Linked DNA regions of Homo sapiens: regions 1, 2 and 3 are each linked to region 4. Evidence: chromatin contacts called from ENCODE Hi-C or POLR2A ChIA-PET data. All regions are on one chromosome and are shown on one strand. Each heading gives the region's core, a stretch centred on a gene start or an enhancer-like site at or near the end of the contact. The rest is flanking DNA. Distances are from core to core; before and after follow the strand shown. Region 1 holds the start of INPP5A (inositol polyphosphate-5-phosphatase A). Region 2 holds the start of LINC02870 (long intergenic non-protein coding RNA 2870). Region 3 holds the start of STK32C (serine/threonine kinase 32C). Region 4 holds the start of C10orf143 (chromosome 10 open reading frame 143).

Region 1 (4,712 bases), core at 1,005-3,504, 2.4 Mb after region 4:
GAAGGGCAGAGGCCAACGTCCAGGCATGGCAGGAGCTGGCTGGCGAGGAGAGGAGGAGGGGGGAGCAGGGAGGGCACAAGGGGTGGGGGACGCTGCCTCAGCCGGGTGTGAGGGCACAGCCTGCGGGGAGAAGTGAGGAGGCAATGTCCCTTCTCAGAAAGCACGTTCCAGGGATCAGTGACACCCCCACATTTGGTTTCTACTAAGGGTACCCTTAGCATGTGCTGATTTTGTTAAAAAGAAAAATAAGCGACTACATCAGTCAGCTTCAGCTGCTGTAGCGAAATATCACAGGCTGGGAGGCTGAAACAAGACTTTTACTTCTCACAGTTCTGGGGGCTGGAAATCCAAGATCAAGTTCCAGCAGCGTTGGATTTCTGGTGCAGGGTTTGTGGCTGGCTGGGGTGAAGCTTCCCACTGTGCACTCACACTGCCACTTCTTTTGCACATGTAAGGGTGGGGACAGCACTGAGCCCTTTCTATTAAACACTAGCCCTATTGCACGACTTAACATTAAACACCAGCCCTACTGCACGACTTAACATTAATTACCCCCGCTAGCCCACCTCCGAATACAGTCACATTGGAGGTTAGGGCTTCAACCCATGAATTTGCGGGGTGGGGTGGGGTGGGGCGGGCGGAATTCAGTCTGTAGCAGGCACCTACTGACTAAAGTAGACATTGGTTTATACATCAAATGGATTTTGCTGGAGTCCTGCTCAGCGGTGGCCGTAAGGAGGAACCCTGGGGGTGTTAACACAAGCCAGTGATGCGGCCTCAGCACAGGCCTGGGGCCCGAGCCTGCAGCACCATTCCTGCCGCCCCGCCCTGGCAGCAGGTGTCTTCCTAGAACAGAACAAGCCCCTTTTGATGTCATTGGGCATTGCCTTGGCGGTTTACTCAGAAGCTGGAGGCTAGCCTCGCTAGAGCCCATTGCCAGGCCCTGACCGCCCCTAAATCTGTGTCCACAAAATCCTCCGGAGTGCCTGCTCCGCATGGTGGCCACTGGCCACACAGGGCTGCTGAGCACTGGAAGCGGCCTTGTGAGCTGCTGCCAAGAGGCAGGTGCCCGTGCAAAGCCTTCCTGTGAAGGAATCTCACTGAGGTTGTTAAATTCTGGTTACATGTTGAATGATGTATCTATCTATTGGGTTAAGTAAAACGTATTGTTAACTTTGGCTATTACTTGTTACCTTTAAAAAATGTAGCTACTGGAAGCTTTAAGATGACAAATGTGGTTCTCCTCCTCCATCTACAGGCATGTCCCGGTTCACGGCGGCTGTGTCCCCGCGGCCTCAGACCCAGGGTCCAGCCCATGCTCTGGCCCCTCCGGCGGCCAGGATCAGCATCGCTGCCCCGGGGCCCGCGCCGAGCCGGCTGCTCCTCCGTGCTCTGCGCTCCTGGGCCCGCACCAGCCCCCTCCCCTGGAGCCCCCTTCGTCCCTGCGAGGGTTCCCTGCACGCCCCGCGCTGAGACCCAGCCTGGCCCGGGCCGGAGCCCTCCGCGACGTCAGGATGCGCCTGGCCTCACGCCGCCTCCCCTCCGTCTTCTCTGGGCCGCAGCCGCTCCTCGTGAGTGAGGTCGCGGCCAGGGAGCCGGGTGGACGCGCCGGGAAGCTGCACGGTCCACGCTCCGTCTGCGCGGAGAGCCGGGCGCGCGTGGCCCGGCCCCTGCAGGCGCGACTGCCGCCGCCCCGGTGGGCTCCCCTCCCCCGCACGCCCGGCACGCGGCTGGACGACTGCGGCCGCGCGGGGGCTGGAACATCCCCTCAGAGCCGCAAGAGAGCGCACCCGCCGCCGGCGCCCGGAACCCAGGGCCCCTTTAAGAGGCGCCGCCGGAGCAGGGCCGTGACGTCATAGAAGTGCGAAGGGCGGAGTCTGTGCGCAGCCGCGGCGCGGGGGGCGGGGCGGGGGCGCGGCGTTCTTGCGGGCCTGACTGACAGGAGCGCCCTCCGGGAGCGACCAGTACTAGGCCGCCGGTCGCAAGAGCGCCCCGCGTAGGCCCCGCCCCGAAAGGAGGCCCCGCCCCGGGGCAGGCCCCGCCTCCACAAGGACACCAAGTCCCGCACAAGCCACGCCCCCCGCAGGCCCCGCCCCACTCTGTTCAGATCTAGGCCCAACTCAGGCTCCGCACCTCAAGGCTCCGCCCCCAGCAAGGCTCCGCCCCAGGCCCGGCTCCACCCCGCACAGGCCCCACCCCGAGTCAGGCTCCGCCCCGCCCAGGCCCCGCCCCGGGCTCGGCTCCGCGGGGCGGGACTTGCCCTCAGCCTGAGTCGGCGGCGGCTGCGGGAACTTTCCCAGCGGATCTAATGGCTGCGCGCGGGCCGCTGTGAGGCGCGGCGGCGAGCGACGGGCGCGGGGCCGCGGAGCAGCGAGCGAGCGAGCGAGCGCGAGGCCGGAGCCCCGGCCAGGCCCGGCCGACCCGCCGAGCCCGCGATGCGCCCCGGGGCCGCCCCCCGGCGCAGCTGACGCCCCGCGGCCCCGCGAAGACCCCGGCCGGCCGGTCCCGGAGGAAGCGGCCGCCGCCGCCGCCGCCCAGCCCAGCGCCCGCGCCGCCCGGGCACCATGGCGGGGAAGGCGGCCGCCCCGGGCACCGCGGTGCTGCTGGTCACGGCCAACGTGGGCTCGCTCTTCGACGACGTAAGTCCCCCGTGCCGGCGGCAGGCCCCAAGCCCGGAACCCCCGACCCTGACCCCGGGGTCCCGAACTGCAAGCCTTGGACCCTGGACCGTGAACCTCCAGACCCAGAGGCCCCAGACTCTGATCCCTGTACCCGGGACCCCAGACTCCTGTCCTGATTCCCAAGTCTGGGAGCCCAGACCCCTGTCTTGATCCCCAAGCCCGAGACCTGAAGACCTGGGCCCTGAATCCCCGAACCCCATCCTCCAGACTCCAGCAGCTGACCGTTGACCCTGGGACCCTGCCTCTGAACTCCTGTCTGCAAATCCTGACCTCGAAACTCCAATATTAAAACCCTGTCAGAACCCCTGTTAACAGTTCCTGGAACCCAAACCCCAGAAACCGGGTCTGTGCGCACCAAACCCAGCCCCAGCCCTGATTTCCGAATCCTCAGAACCCTGGCCCTGGAATGCCCATCCCCAACCCTGGCCCTGAACCCCAGGTCCATGGTCACTGGAACCACAAATCCTGACTGCAGAACTCTGGTTACAGAACCTGCTCTCAAACGTCTGTCTCTGGTCCCTGAGCCCTGGACCCCAAACCCTGAAACATAACCACAAACCCTAACCCAGGAACTTCTGACACAGGGCTGTGGCCCCAACCTCCTGTCCCTGTTCCCCAATCACTGAATTCTAGCCCTAGAATCCCAGCCTTCATACTGTGGCCCTTTGCCTCTAAAGCCAATCTAGCCTGACTCTGAACCCTGAATTTCAACCTCAGGCCCCAGCTTATGGCCCTGAACACTTGTCCTTGACCCCTGAACCTGGAACCCTGGTTCCAGAATCAGGCCCCAAACCCAATTCTGGACCCTGCCCCTAACTCTGGTTCCTAGATCCCATCCTTGGCCCCTTCCTCCAACAAGCTCCTGCCCCTGAATCCTGAATCCTGAATCCTGGTCTTAAAGCCTGGGCCTTGAGCCTGCAGAATTCCCAAACCCTAACCCTTGACTCCCACCCCTGGCCCCTGTCCTCTGAGCCTAGGCCCTCCACTCTGGCTGTCAGCCCCAGCTCCTGGATGCCTGGGTGCCGGCCTCACTGTCTGTCTGTCCCTGCAGGGCCAGAGGGTAGGGTGCCCCCATTTAACCCTGCCACTTAGTATCTCTTTAGTTCGTAAATAAGGGAAGTCTGTAAAGCACTGTAGGACTTTATATTTCTTGTTTATTGAAGAAAAAGATGCTGAGAAGCTCTTCAGGGCCAGAAAGGGGATGCTGACTGCCTATGGCCTTTACCTTCTAGGGCCCCTCCCACCCAAGCCTCATTCCCACCCAGGATCCCAGGGTGCCCCCATCTCTGGAGAGACCAGGGAGCTGAGGCCCAGGGCGCACTGGGAGCTCCCCAGAGGCAGGCCGGTCTGACCTAGTTTGGCGTTTCAGCCACGGTGCCACCCTGCTGTTGGTACTCCTGCTGCCAACCCAAATAAAGCAGAGTGAGGCTCCAAGTGGCCCAGATGGAGGCCGTGGAGCCACGGACGCTCCCTCCCTCCCTCCCTCCCTCCCTAGGTGAACAGTGGGGCACCGCACCAGCTTTATGACGGATGTGTGCCACTGATGCACGCGTGGTTTCCATTTCAGGAGGAGGTCTTGTGTCTTTGCTGGCAGCAAGCATGGGTGAAGTGTTTGATGAAGCTCAGTTCATGCACAGGCTAGGTTTGGTTTTTATTAACAAAAGGCGCTGTTTTTCTGTTTTTCTTATTTTAACTTCCAGGTGCCCATGTATTATACTGACCTGCTGGGGAGGAACTGGTTTTCCTCACACTTTATTATTAACAACTTCATCTAGGTTTATGTTTGATCATTTTCTACAAAAGTGCCTGGCATGGGTGTGTGTCTGTATATTTGGCGTTCTATTCTAGGCTTTCCAGTAACATGTCACTATAGCATGGTTTTGTTCAGATGATTCAGATCCGTTAGCTGCGGCTTCAAAGCCTCAGAAATGTCAGGAGCATTAAGCTTGCTGGGGCATTTTAGTCTCAAAGGGAAACGAGTTTTACTGTGCAGACATTCTTTCCAGTAATCTTTGATTCTGAGTTCTAGCA
Region 2 (4,900 bases), core at 2,261-4,760, 2.3 Mb after region 4:
TTCTCCTGATCCCAGATTTCTTTTTCTTTTTTAAGCTTATTTGCTTATTACAAAATGAATCCACTCTTTTTACAGAACAATTACAAAATATTGACAGCCAAGCATGGTATCCTAAACCAGCCCATCCCTCACACATTCAGGGGCAGCTCCTGTTAACCCGGGGTTCCCTCCTCAGGGCTGTTAGCAGGTGCGTATGCATGTGAGTGTGGGTGTGCGTGTGTGCATATGAGTGTGCATGTGCGTATGTGCACGTGTGACTTGCGTGAGTGTGCATGTGCGTGTGCGTGTGTGCACGCATGTGTGTGTGAATGTAGGAGCGCATGTGTGCATGTATGTATGAGTGCATTGCATGTGTGCACGTGTGTGTGCATGTGTGTACGTATATGTGTATGAGTGTGTGTGTGCACGTGTGTGTGCATGTGCGTGTGTGCGCATGCATGTGAGTTTAGGAGTGCATGTGTGCATGTATGTGTATAAGTGGGCATGTGAGTGTATGAGTGTGCATGTGTGTACATGTGTGTGTTTACGCATGTGTATGCATGTGTGCGTGTGTATTCTTAACCCAAGGGAGGCACTGCTTACCACTGGATCATAACCAGATGTTTAACCAGTCTTCAGAGGGAGGACATTTAGGTTCTTTCCAAATGCAGCACAGAGCAGGGGCGCTGGGGAAGGGGAAAGGAAAAAGAGCTCAGCGCAGGGAACTCGTGATCTTGTAGAGACAAACGGAAACATTCACACACCAAGGGACAGCAGCAGAATGGAGGGGCTGAAATGGGGGGGCCGGAATGGGGGGGGCAGATGGGGGATTGGAATGGGGGGGCCAGAATGGAGGGGCCAGAATGGGGGGCCTGGAATGCGGGGGCCGGAATGGGGGGACCGGAATGGGGGGGCTGGAATGGGGTGCCGGAATGGGGGGGCCGGAATGGGCGGGGGGCCAGGACGGGGCGGCCGGCATGAGGTACTAGACTCTTCCTTAAGTGGGGTGGGACACATCCACAATAAAATGTTTAAAAAGAAGGAAAAGGACCAGGGCACTTCAGAAAAAATGAAGGAAGCCACATGGGAGACGTCACAAGGCATTGCCCACCCCTTGCCCACCCCGTGGGCTCCCAGCCAGCAGGCAGGGCAGGGTGCACACTTCCTCCTGCCTCCCCGAGGTCCCCGGGGCTGACCACAGGTTCACATGGGCAGCGAGGTGGTCGCAGGAGGACGGGGCCTGGAGATCCAGCCCCAGATGACACTGCAGGCCCCGGCAGGGGACGGTGCCACCCTCACCTCTGCCTTCTTGCCTCTGCTCTGCCTGGCCCATGGCTCTGTAGGCCTCCGTCCTCTAAGGACTCAAATTTTTTAATATAAAAATAAGTTGCAGGCCGGGTGTGGTGGCTCACACCTGTAATCCCAGCACTTTGGGAGGCCGAGGTGGGCAGATTACCTGAGGTCAGGAGTTCAAGACCAGACTGGCCAATATGGTGAAACCCTATCTCTACTAAAAACACAAAAATTAGCTGGACATGGTGGGGGACGCCTTTAGTCCCAGCTACTTGGGAGGCTGAGGTAGGAGAATTCCTTGAGCCCAGGAGACGGAGGTTGCAGTGAGCTGAGATCGTGCCACTGCACTCCAGCCTGGGCAACAGAGTGAGACTCTGTCTCAAATAAAATAAAATAAGGCCAGGTGCGGTGGCTCACGCCTGTAATCCCAGCACCTTGGGAGGCCAAGGCAGGTGGATCACGAGGTCAAGAGACTGAGACCATCCTGGCTAACACGGTGAAACCCCATCTCTACTAAAAATACAAAAAATTAGCCAGGCGTGGTGGCGGGCGCCTGTAGTCCCAGCTACTCGGGAGGCTGAGGCAGGAGAATGGCGTGAACCCGGGAGGCGGAGCTTGCAGTGAGCCGAGATCACGCCACTGCACTCCAGCCTGGGCGACAGAGCGAGACTCCGTCTCCAAAATAAATAAATAAATAAAATAAAATAAAATAAAAAGTTGCAGTGTCAGCAATGAGTTAGCTCTTTAATGGGGGCTTTTTTAAATGAATATTTCTCAGCTGTTGGTGAGCTCAGCTGAGGGAGGGCGGGCGCCACGGGTCCCTGACTCAGACCTGACTGTGGGGCTGGGACACGACTGCCCCTAGTGGGAGCAAGGCCCAACGGTTGGGGGGTGCCCAGCGCCCAGCCAGCAGCTGGGGTGTCTGTGGGGGCTCCCCCATCGCCCTCCCCTCCCCCTTCCCTTCCTTCCCTCTCCTCTCAACCCCCACTCCCCTCACACCTTCCCCTCCCCCTCACTCCTCTCCCCTCTCCTCAGGGCTCCCTGGCTTCCTGCCTCACCCTTCCCCTCCCCCCACTCCCCTTCCTCAGGGCTCCCTCCCCTCACTCCCTCCCCACTCACTCCCTCTCCCCTTCCTCAGGGCTCCCCGCCTCACTCCCTCCCTGCTCACTCCCCTCCCCTTCCTCAGGGCTCCCCACCCCCCCACTCCTCCTCCCCTCTCCTCAGGGCTCCCCCCCTCACTCCCACTCACTCTCCTCCCCTCTCCTCAGGGCTCCCTCCCTCCTCACTCCCTCCCCGCTCACTCCCCTCCCCTTCCTCAGGGCTCCCTCCCCCCTCACTCCCTCCCCCGCTCGCTCACTCCCTCTCGCCTCTCCTCAGGGCTCCCCGGCTTCCTGCCTCTCTGAATTCCTCCTCCAGACCCTCAAGGCTCCCTGCTCATTCCCTCTGGGGTCCTGAGGTCTCCAAGGGCCACTCTGGCTTCCCCCCTGCAGACCCACCCTCCTAGGGGAACAGGGTGACCCCACACAGACACTGATGGGACAAGAGAACCAGCCCTGCAGAAAGCCTCCAGGTGAGGCTGACAGTGCTGGTCCTGTGACGGGGAAGCAGGTGAGAGCCATCTCTGGCCTCAAGGCTGATCAGCAGCCCCCAAGGTGTCCTCTGCAGAGAGGGCCAGCCTCAGGCCTGCCACCCCGTAGACCACAGGGACCTGTCCTGAGATTCCTCCATTTCTGAGCACCAGCCTAGGAAATGATGGAGGGTCTGGCCCCCAGGCCCAGACCCCCAGGCCCCCTGCCCCCGTCTAGGTCCCCAGGTACTTGCAGAAAAGAAGGGGTGAGCACAGCCTTCTGTAAGGGGGCGCCCGAGTCCTGGCCAAGGTGGCCGCCCACCCTGGGGCTCCAAGGTCCAGGCAGCCACCTCTTCGGTCTCTGCCCTTAATGTGGGGCAGAGTGGCAGGTCAGAGCCCCGGCCCTGGCCCCGGCCCCAGCCCCAGCTCCTCCTCAGCCACAGGGGCATCTCCAATTCCTGAAATAATTCAGTTCCCTCTCCTGGGCACCTCTAGAGCCCAGCTGGGCCCAGGGTGTGTTCTGCAGTTGTGGGGGTGGGGGGGAGGATTTTGCAACCCTACCCTCTCTGCAGGGTACCTCCGGTGGCTCTGGCCTCTGGGCCCCATGCTGTGCCAGACACACAGAGAGGCTCAGCCAGTTATTTCCAAGAGGCCAGGCAGGCAGGAGAGGCCCAGGATCTGCCAGGACTGGGAAGGGAGGCAGGAGGCTTCTCTGGGTATAAAGCAGCTGAAATGTGGAGTTTCCTCCCAGGAGCTGAGAGGTAGCTGCAGGGCGAGCCCTGGGGGAAGTGTGCAGCCGCTGGAGCTCCGTCCTGGGCAGGGGTGGTCACGGCTTGAGGATGGCAAGGGCTGATGCCTTGTTTGCTTTTAAAATTGTTGCTATTTGCTGTAGTTCCCCTGTTATTCCTAAACTCTCAGGAAGCACCTACTGGCCTCAAGGTAGTCTCGCTTATGGGGCTGGGGATGAAGAAGAGTGGGGTGTGCAGGTGGGCAGAGCTCCAGCGGCAGGAGGCTGAGGGCGGGCTGGGGAGTAGCAGCAGGGGATGGGCACGAGGCCCCTTCGGTCCTCCTGCAGCTGTTTTAATGTGGCGTTTTGGAAAGAGCCGCACCCCGTGGGTGCCTATGGGAAGGAGGCGTCTTAGTCACATGCCCCTAACGATTGCGGCGTTTCTCTACAGCGTGTCCATGGGCCCAGTGCCTGGCGTGTCCTCCCTGGGAGCTTGCTGGACGCATGACCAGGATTCTGGGAGGGCAGAGGACAGGTGGGTCCTGGTGGTAGGTCAGCTGCTGAGTTTCCCTATGACGTTTGTTCCGCTGGTGCCCAGAGCCCCTTCAAGGTGTCCATCATCAGGGGAGAAGTGGCGCCACAAACTGCCTTTTAACCCTGGGGTCCTGCCAAGAGGTCTGGGGTGTCCTGGGGCCTGTGGCCTGGGCTGCAAGTGCAGCCAGTTCCCTCAGGGCATGGCCACCAGCCCTGGGCTCCCGTGCCCGGGTTTCCCTGCCTGCCTGGCTGGTCAGAGGAGGGAGTCCCTCTATCCACTCTGCCCCACATTAAGGGGAGAGACTGAAGAGGTGGCTGCCTGGACTGTGGAGCCCCAGGGTGGGCGGCCACCTTGGCCAGGACTCGGGCGCCCCCTTACAGAAGGCTGTGCTCACCCCTTCTTTTCTGCAAGTACCTGGGGACCTAGACGGGGGCAGGGGATGCCCAAAAGGGCCTAGACACCTTCCATGGCAGCCGCCATCACAGGGTCTGTGGGAGGGCGTGTCCTCCCTTCCGCAGGCCTGGTGGGCAGCGAGGCCGTGCAGCTGCGACCCACCCTCACATCCGGGCCGGGAGCGGACTGAGGCCCAAGGCTGAGCCTCCACTCTGGACCTGGGACGTCTGGGCAGAGGAGCCCCGTGGTGGGGCCAGGGCGAGGGCATAGGGGCCTCAGGGTGGGCCCTGGGTACCCTTGACCTGCAGAGGCGTGTGGGGAGGTTCCAGCAGCTTCTTGGAGAGGCCCGGGGTAGAAGCACTAGCAGGTGAGCTATTGTGGGCCTTGGCGAGGCCCAGCCTTGAGC
Region 3 (4,486 bases), core at 1,739-4,238, 2.2 Mb after region 4:
AGGTTGCAGAGCTGCTTAGCGGGAAGGTACCGGAGCCTCCTCTCAGGTTCACTTGGTATCACCAGGACACCAAGACAGAGAGGAATGAAGGGGCTCGCCCAACGCCATGCAGCTCTGGTGCAGAGCAGCAGCAGAAAGACCCCCTAACCAAGTTCAACCCCAAAAATGAATTTTTCACCGAAGTCAGAGAAGGGATAGAATGGGAGCATGTGAGGGGCTGAGGGGAAGGAAAACTGGAGACCCTCAGTTCTGGCATGACAAAGACGTGCAGAGAATTCTGTACATGCACCAAATATCTGCCAAATTAGGAAAATGGTTCTGGAGTCCACAAGGATTAAAAGGAACAGAGGACATTTAGTCTTATATGTCGCAACTATGCCTATCAGTTGAAATTTACCTGGCACTTTGTTAAACAGCACTCTTAATTTCTTTTTTCCTTTTCTCTGCATACTAAATTTGATATATTAATTAGGTGTTTTAATCTAAAAAATTCATCGGAAGGTCTAGCATTGCCATAGCAACCGTGCAGATTCAGTAAACTCGAGACACCAACACAGCACCAGGGCCTCCTTAAGCCAGTGCTGCCACGGGGCCACGAAAGTACCAGGCAAATGACTGCACCAACCTGAAAGGGGTGGGACTCAGGGGCAACAGTCCCTTCCTAAAAGACTCTCCTTTCTCCTTCCAAACTGAATCCCTTCCACCAACACGAGTCCCCGGCATCCACACTCAGAGGTGCAGAACATTCTTCTGCAAACCCTGTGCTATGACTCCCAAGTTGTCTGTGCCCTGCCAGTGACAGGAAGAAGCGGAGGGAAGCGGTCACCGCCCAGAGATGTCCTCTGCTATTCGGGCCAGGGCCTAGTCTTGCCCTCCTGATTTCACCACACAAAGCCCAGCTGAGTCCCGGCGGGTGCTCAGTTTGGGGATGTGGCTGCATACCAAGCCATACGGAGCCAGCAGCATCCGTGGGACACCGTCAGCCGAATCTCTGCCGTCCTACTACAGGCAAATACGGTGATGCTGGGGATGTGAAAGAATTCCCAAGTCAGACCGTGAGCCCCACAGACAGACTCTGTGCTTGCTCTTTTTGCCTTTCTAGTGATCCTTGAATTCTGTGACATAACACACTGTGAACACACAGGGAAGTCTACCCTACAAAGCTGAAGGCAGCCCAGTGCCACACCACTGTCTCCACTCCCACCCCCGGAGAGCACGGTGCCGAGACCCAGAAGAGCAGCCAGCTCTTGGCTGACACCAGCAAGTGCTAAACCAGATGCGTTTCTCAGACGTTCTCTCAACCCGCAGCCAGAAACGAGAGGCAAATCTGCCTCCTGATCAGCTCCTAGTTCACTCTGGGCTTTCTTTACTTTGAATATTTATGTTAAAAACAAAAACATTTCTCAAACATTCACCATCGTGAGTTCTGCTGTCCCGAAGTTCAGGACACAGTGACGGGCCACCCTGGAGCGTGTGGGGCCTGGTGTGGCTGGGCCTTCAGCCCTCCTTCTAGGCAGCACACCATGAATCCCCGGTGCCGTCTCCCGGAGGAACGGCGGTGCACGGCCCCACACTCACCAACGCCGGCCTGAGGTCGTATTACTGTAATTTCCCATAATGCTTAAATTATTTATCGCAAGTAAATAGCCTGGCTCCTGAGCGCTGGGCTCTAAAATTTTGAAGGATCCATCATACCTCTGCACGCTATCTATAAATGAAAAATGCACATTTCAAGTATTTTAAGAAAATGTCAAAAAACATGAAATGTGTCATCAATGTACGATTTTAAATGATTTGCATGTTACCTGTAGAAAAGAGCTGTATGTCTGCATGTGACTGTATTACAGTGCCCACAGGCAGACGCGGCACCACATCTCCCTGCAGGTGATAATTCGGGGGTCCCCGGGGCCCCCTGGCACCCCGGGAGGTGTCCCTGCAGGCCTGTCCCATGTCACCTCACCTGCCTTCTCTGCTTTCTATGGCGCCCACGGCTGCACGGTCACTCAGGAGACACCAGTCCCCGGGGTTGGCGGCTTTATCTACAGGACTCAGCAGCGCACTCGTTCCTGGCAGGGCAGGTCTTTGCACAACGGCCTGGCCCTGCCTCCAGCGCACATGGGTGAGCAGAGGATGGACACCGCGCGGTCACCAAGGAGACTGAGCCTCTGAGCGGCCGGGCCCCGCCACCTGTGGGGCAGGAGCCTCACTCGCACTCGGGCGGCACAGGTGAGCGCCTCTCTAACTGCAAAGTACAAACGAGCCCGCACGTGGGCCCGAGCGGATCACGGAAAGCGGAAAGCAGGGCTGCCACGGGCGGTGGGCGGAGGCGCGCGCAAGCCCGGAGACGCCACAGCCGCGGGGGACCCTCGCCCCGAGGGCCCGGGCCCAGCCTGCTCCTCCTGCGGCGCCGCCACTAGAAACGGAGGACGCGGGCGGGCGCCCAGAACTCGCGTGGGGCCGCAGCCACCCGGCGCGAGCTTCTCCGGAAGCCGGGGCGCCCCGGGAAGCCGTCCCGGACACCGGGGGAACCCCTGCGGGAAAAAGCCGCCCAGCCGCGCCCGCCCCTGCAATAGCGCGCGGCCCCCACGTCGTCCCCGTGCCCGCACTCACCGTCCTCCTTGTCGTCAAACACCGGCCTCCGCGCGGTGGCCGCCGACATGGACGAGCCCATCCTCTTCTTCCACTTGCTCCACTGAAACAGGGGGCGCGGCTGCGAGCGGACATCGCCCGAGTCCCGGGCCCGGGGCTGGCCAGCAGCGGGCGGCGGCAGGGCCGAGGGCGCGTCGGAGCCGGCGGGGCGCGCGCGGCCGGGGGGCGGCGAGCCCGGGGACGCCGCGGCGCTGCTGCCCCTGCGCTCGGCGCCACTCCTCATCGCCGGGTCTGGGTGCGCGCGGCAGCCGGAACTCGGGGCATGGCCGGCCGGCAGGGCCGGGAGCGGCAGTGGTAGCGGGAGCGCTCGGGGCCGGCAGCGCCCGCCGTGCGCTCTTCTGGGCGGTGGAACCCGCCCCGTAGATTGCGAGCGCTGGGGGCGGGGCAGGGGCGGGGCTTCTGGAAGGGGCGGGGGCGGGGCGGAGCTCCTGGAAGGGGTCGAGGCGGAGCTGAGCGCCGGGGCGTGGCAGGTGCGGAGCTTCGGGAAGGGTAGGGGCGGGGCCGAGCCGGGGGCGGGGCAGGGGCGGGGCTAGTGCCTGGAGTGTCGCTAGGGAGTGGGTGGCCGCCACCAGTCTAGGGATGGGGGCTGTGGTTCGCCGGGACACGGGGACCACGGCTCAGACTAGACGGCGGGTACGAGAGCGAGGGAGGCAGGGAGCGTCCCCACGGGTATCCTGGGGCCCCGGAGGTCGGCGTCCCTGGCACGGGGACTGCTGTGCCCGGCACGGCGGCGGGACCTTCTCGCGGTCTCCGGGGGCCTCCCTCCCCTGCCTTCTTCGTGAAAACAGCCGGCGCGCGGGCTTCCGCCGCCCAGTGCGGGGAGCCCTAAACTCCAGCCTTCTGCTTTGCGCAGGGTGAGGCCGGGCTGCAGGCCCGGGATGCGGGCGGCGGGAATCTGCCGGGCAGAGCCCGGCTCACGGTCAGGAGGCGGCAGGCTGAGTCCAAGCGCTGCGCCAGAGGGTGGGGTGGGGCAGGGCGGGCCTGGCTGCGCGCGCGCACACGCGGGCGCCTGGGGTGGGCGCTAAGCCCTGAGCACGTGCGCCCGCGCTCTCGGGCACCCCCGTGCCATCCTCGCGACCCCCGTCCGGCCTGAGACCGCGTGCCCGAGTCGCCCAGGGTCCCCTTGTCCAGATGCGACAGGGGCCTCGGCACTCGGCGTATTTCGGAGGCCTGGGGCGCGGCTTGACCTCCGGGCACCTCTGCCCCTGCGCAGGGCCAGGCGCGACCTTGCGCGGAAAGTGCTGGGCGCCTTGGAGTGCCCTGGAGAAGGCGCGGCTCTGCATGGAGCCTCGCCGCCTGCCCCTGGCGCTTGTCACTGAAGAATCAGTTTTTGCTACCGGGCTGTTTGACTTTAGGAAGCCTTTACCTCCTTAAGTTCTGCCCTGTAACCAGGACACAAAGACGGGGTCTCTTCCTCCTCGGTGAAATCCTAGATGGGATTTCCTGCTGCCCGCCCGGACGATGAGCGGATCCCCAACATGGCTCCAAGGCCAGTGTCTCCCGCTCCCGTCCCTCCCACCGCACACAACTGTCTACCCTGTCATTCAGCCACTGTGAGCCCTGCCTCCCCACGGCCTTTGACATTCAGTGTGGCCGCCCGCCCTAACCGCCTGATGCATGAAATGTGAGCACGGGAAGTCTGTGTGGCTTCTGGGCCAACAGGAGCCCCCATCCCTTGGGGACTATAAGGAATGGAACCATGCCCATCTACCTAGGACATGCACCCGCCTGGACATGCACCCGCCTGGACATGCACCCGCCTAGGACATGCACCCACCTGGACATGCACCCGCTTAGGACACATGGCATGCATTTCACTACTGAGATTTAGAGGGTA
Region 4 (4,358 bases), core at 1,139-3,638:
GCAAGATACCTGGCAATATTTTTGCTCTCTTCAAAAGTAATTCTGACTGATCTCATTTCAAGTAACTGCTGTTACTTAAGTGATTACACTTTTGCTCAAATTGAAACTTAATGGAATTATAATTCTTAGGATAGTATTTTGTAAATAAGGATGATTTAAATATGAATCTTATAAGTAAATTATTTCCATTGTATTTTATTCGATAGTATAACTATTTTAATTTGATTAATCCACTATTATAGAAACAACAGTGGGAGTTTTACGTATGTAATCTTGCAGGTGGGGAGGCTTTAAATTCTAAAGGCTGTGTCTTTATGCCAACAACTGTATTTACTGTAGGTGTAGACAAATGTGAAAGTAACTTTATGCTTAAATAAATTTTAGTTGATTAAAGAAATTCAGATAATCCACATGATAACCATTCAATCACTAGCAGTATTTGCCACGTCTCCACTAAACGTCTCAAAGTCGCAGAAAACACAGCATGGCCTAACAGGAGCTCTTCATTGCCTCCACACCACTCTTCTCTCAAGGAGCAGCAGTACTGCCCTCGCAGGGCTCAAGTCAACCCCTACAACACCCTGGACTCCACTCTTCACATTACCCTGCCACTGCCACTCCATCAGTGAGACTGTCTGCTCTCCCTCTACACAGTCACGTCTCTCTAGTGTCACCACCCCACTGCCCTCTCTTGTGCAAACCTCTGCCACTTCTCCTCTGACACACTACTGTAGCCACAAGCCTTGCCTCCCTGCCTGCACCCTGATCACACCTTTCATTTTCCAGGGCAGTGAAGTAAGGTCTCAACACATCAGCATAATCATGTCACTTTTCTGTTTGTTTTTCTGCCATCTGGTAGCACAGTAGCAGTGAGCCACCCTTGGCTATGCAGAGGAGGGTGACACCCAGGGGATGGTGTGAGGGGAAGGAACTTAGGTCCCCGCATATCCCCTGATCTGGGTACCACCAGCCCTACGCCTATATTTAGTGACCCTGGGCTCCACCCCACTGGACTGCTCACGTCCATGCTGTTCTGTGCAGGAGAATCAAACTTCCATCTTGTTAGGGCCAGCGTGCTTTGAAGGCTCTTGGTTACAAAAGCACCCTAACCTGCTATATTACTGTACTATACTATTACTATACTACATTACTATACCATATTATTACTATATTACTGGGGTAACCTGCACCCTAGTAATATAACAATTGGTACCTGGAGGAGGGGTGCGGCTGTGATAGAAACCTAAGTGGTACTGGCTTCACGGCCAGGCAGTGAGTAGTGAGGAAAGAGATGGTGCAGGGTAGAAAGCTAGTCATTCCCGCTACGCAGTAAAGACATCTAAAAAAATGCTGCCTGTATTAACTGGGAAGACGGATCCTGCACTTACCAAGCCTGTGTAGCTCTAGAAGAAAAAAAAAAGCAAATATGCGGTATGTTGGCTGCTCACTGCTGCCCCTAGCGAGGAACTTTGAAATAAACGAGGTTAAGTAAGAACTGGCCAATTTGCAAGCAGAGGTGGAAGATAAAATACAGGAATGCCAAGCAGCTCTGTCTTCCAGCTCCAATCCTGCAGTACTTCTTTCAGTGCCCCTAAGACGCTAAGCTCCTTCCTCCAACACTGTTTTTTGTCACCTCCCATCCTGCCTACCCCCGGTCATCCTTCAAGTCTCACACATACCTGACTTACCCACGCACCCTGGGATCTTGTGCAAGTCTCCCCATTACCATCTCATCTTACCCTCTGCTCATCAGTTAATGGACTCAGCCCAAGAAGCACTAACACGCTCAATGCCGGGTAATTTTCTGCGCGTGTTCGCTCCCCACGTACTCGTCCCCCAACACCCAGCCCTGGGCCTGGCACGTGGCAGGCGCTCAGTGAACGAGACTCAGGAACAGTCAGGTGTAGACGGCAGGAGAAGACATGACACGGATACCAAGCACCCGAGGTCCTGCAATGAGTCTCGGCCCATGTTTTAGGGAGCCTGGGTCTGGAGCCCCAGTGAGCGTGTGGGTCAGGAAGGTGCCCGAGCTCCGCGCCCGACCGCGCAGGCGCGAAACCGGGAGAGCGGCGTCACAACCCCGCCCTAACAGGCCACGCCCATCACTGGCCACGCCCTCCCAGGGACGTACGCGAGCGTGCGAGTGTCTTGGGCCAGGCCTCCTCACAGGCAGGGCCGCGCCGGCAAAAACGAGGCGCGGTGGGAACCCGCCCAGGGGCCATCCGCCCTCCCGTCCCTAACGCCCAGGCCCCGGGGGCTCACCACGTCCCCCGGAACCTGCAGATCCTCCGCCCTCCGCTGTCGCCAGCGGCCGAGCGCTAAGCTGTCCATGCAGCCCCAGGGTCAAACCCTCCCGGCATCTCAGGCCTGGCCGAGGCCCGCGCACCACGCCCCCTTCCGCACAAGGCCCTGGGGAGCCAATAAGGAGAGGGAGGGGCGGGACGCCGCGGGAAGCGCGAGAGCACCAAGGCGAGGACCGCAGGCAGGAGTAGCAGAGACCAGAGTCTTCTGAGACTATTGGGATGCTGTGGGCGTTGTCCGTCTGCCCCAAGTCATTACTTCGCAGAGAGGTCCCTGCATATCTCTGCTTGTCGCTTCTCCCTTCACAGGAGCAGCCGTGGGGCTCTAAAGAAAGCATTCTTTCAGGATCCCGCCAAACTTTTGACAACACCCCGTGGATCGGCTGGAGGAGCGCCCGCCTCCTCTGTCTTATGATTGGTTGTTAGGCCTCGTGGGGAGCCGTCTCCCTGTGGCTGGTTGGCTAATAGATGGCGCAGCGGGTCAATTAGCTTGAGCGAGACAGCGGGTGTTTCTGGGAGTTGTGGTCCGCAGGGCTGCCTCGCTTCCGGGTGGGAGCTGCTGTTGCCGCGGTGGGAAGACGCAGAGCTTTCAGGCCAGCCCCGCGCGGCTCACGGCTTTTGTGGCTGGTGGCTGGTGGCTGCTGGTTGGGAGGCCCCGGAAGGACTTCTACTCCTCCGTAGGCTGGAGGGCACTAGGAGGTCGCAGGTGCTGAGCTGCCGGGGCCTTTGGGCTGTGCTGAAGGGGAAAAGCGCAGCCACTGTCGGGAGTGTGTGCTGTGGAGGCAGTTGCCGCGGTGATGTTCGCTCCGCCTGGCCCCTGCCGGGGATTCAGCCAACCAACCCTCAACAGCCGGCGGCGGCTCAGTCTCTGGCCCGGCGCGGTGCTGAGCACCACTGAGCCCTCATCTTAGGGCACCGAGGCCCGGACTCCTGCAGCCGCATGTCCAGGCCCCTCCTGCCTTAGCACGGAGCTCCCTTGACTGCTCCAAACAGCCCAGACTGGCGCCTTTTTTGGATAAATTAAAACGGGGCCAATCCGTTGCCAGCGATTGGCTAACGATGGGTACACGACCTAGTACGGGCCAGGGAGAAGTAAGCGAGGTCTGTTGAGGCAGAGTTTCGGGAAAGATCTTCTAGTTAAAAGGGGAGTTGGGTGGGTGGGGGCTGTTTTCTTCCTGTTGTCCTTGCCCAGTGTAAGTTTCCTGGAGCTGCAGCAGCCTTTTTGTCACCATGAGGGCAGCTGGTGGGAACCCTAGGAAAGCAGGAAATCACCTAGAGCCGGAACAGCCTGAGCCTCTGAACCAACCCACAGCTGACTACCCGTCACTTTGTCGTGTCTCTGTGATTTGAGTCCATCATTCTGCTGCAGTTGAAGGTATCCTTTGACAAAGCCCTGTTCTTAACCATTATGGTGAAACGCATGAATCCCTCTTCGGGCTATTTGCTGCATGATCCTCAGCAAATTAAATAGTTAATCTCCCTCAGTTTCCTCATTTATAAAGGATAGGATGATAAAGCATAGAGATCGTGAGGATTACATGAGGCATTTACCTAGAAGATACTTAGAACAATGCTGGACACAAACTAAGTACTTAACAAATGTAACATTTCTCCTATTAGTTAGTACTCCTAAGACTAATTATGCCACCACTGATTCACAGTCCCTTATCAAAAACCTTTCAGGCCAGATGTGTTTGTGAAATTCAGAATTTTTTGAATGTTTAAAAAAGGTGAGATATATTGTATGCCCCCGTAGTCAAACAATGTTTCTATAGCAGAAATGTGTGAGTATTCACAAATATTCACCCTAAGTGGGATATATAAAGGTTGTAAATAGGGCCAGGCACAGTGGCTCATGCTTGTAATCCCAGTACTTTGGAAGGCCAAAGCGGGAGGATTGCTTGAACCCAGGAGTTTGAGACCAGCCTCGGCAACACAGTGAGACCCCCGTCTCTACAAAATAAAAATAACAAAATTAGCCGGGCACTATGGCGCCCACCTGTAGTACCAGCTACTCAGAAGGCTGAGGTGGGAAGATTGCTTGGGCCTGGAAGGTTG

Evidence for each region. Hi-C counts contacts between places; a loop is a spot of excess contacts on that map. ChIA-PET counts read pairs that join two places held with the same protein, here RNA polymerase II (POLR2A). Pooled maps may share reads with other maps.
Region 1: a map of naive thymus-derived CD4-positive, alpha-beta T cell shows a loop between it and region 4 (26-fold over the local background). The contact joins the promoter of INPP5A here to the promoter of C10orf143 in region 4. A Hi-C loop is called at or near these places in 2 of 168 maps with a recorded cell type or tissue (CD4-positive, alpha-beta memory T cell and naive thymus-derived CD4-positive, alpha-beta T cell), 4 of 37 single-sample maps with no recorded cell type and 13 of 50 pooled maps.
Region 2: a loop to region 4 is called in a map of naive thymus-derived CD4-positive, alpha-beta T cell, with 15 times the contacts of the local background. The contact joins the promoter of LINC02870 here to the promoter of C10orf143 in region 4. A Hi-C loop is called at or near these places in 2 of 168 maps with a recorded cell type or tissue (both naive thymus-derived CD4-positive, alpha-beta T cell) and 6 of 50 pooled maps. POLR2A ChIA-PET finds 5 or more read pairs at or near these places in 1 of 52 experiments (MCF 10A).
Region 3: a map of naive thymus-derived CD4-positive, alpha-beta T cell shows a loop between it and region 4 (13-fold over the local background). The contact joins the promoter of STK32C here to the promoter of C10orf143 in region 4. A Hi-C loop is called at or near these places in 1 of 168 maps with a recorded cell type or tissue (naive thymus-derived CD4-positive, alpha-beta T cell), 1 of 37 single-sample maps with no recorded cell type and 8 of 50 pooled maps.

What each region holds. Positions count from the first base shown.
Region 1 is chr10:132,535,533-132,540,244 of GRCh38, forward strand. It overlaps INPP5A (inositol polyphosphate-5-phosphatase A), which reads left to right and starts at 2,255. Exons shown (of 16, transcript NM_005539.5): 1 at 2,255-2,639. The coding sequence starts at 2,565. LOC107984282 (a long non-coding RNA gene) reads right to left here and starts at 1,391. Exons shown (of 4, transcript NR_158224.1): 1 at 1,194-1,391. RefSeq lists a silencer at 1,276-2,375 and an enhancer at 3,156-3,205.
Region 2 is chr10:132,441,679-132,446,578 of GRCh38, forward strand. It overlaps LINC02870 (long intergenic non-protein coding RNA 2870), which reads left to right and starts at 3,511. Exons shown (of 3, transcript NR_149317.1): 1 at 3,511-3,600; 2 at 4,018-4,101. It overlaps LINC03068 (long intergenic non-protein coding RNA 3068), which reads right to left and starts at 3,304. Exons shown (of 3, transcript NR_184030.1): 1 at 3,094-3,304; 2 at 583-665. RefSeq lists silencers at 2,051-2,100, 2,201-2,250.
Region 3 is chr10:132,304,962-132,309,447 of GRCh38, forward strand. It overlaps STK32C (serine/threonine kinase 32C), which reads right to left and starts at 2,989. Exons shown (of 12, transcript NM_173575.4): 1 at 2,611-2,989. The coding sequence starts at 2,872. RefSeq lists a silencer at 2,813-3,462 and enhancers at 3,715-4,259, 4,260-4,486.
Region 4 is chr10:130,108,442-130,112,799 of GRCh38, forward strand. It overlaps C10orf143 (chromosome 10 open reading frame 143), which reads right to left and starts at 2,389. Exons shown (of 4, transcript NM_001355042.2): 1 at 2,263-2,389. The coding sequence starts at 2,331. It overlaps LOC102724883 (a long non-coding RNA gene), which reads left to right and starts at 2,852. Exons shown (of 3, transcript NR_188169.1): 1 at 2,852-3,675. It also overlaps the pseudogene CTAGE7P. RefSeq lists enhancers at 594-853, 1,444-1,553, 1,714-1,893, 2,754-3,083, 3,564-3,693 and a silencer at 2,084-2,463.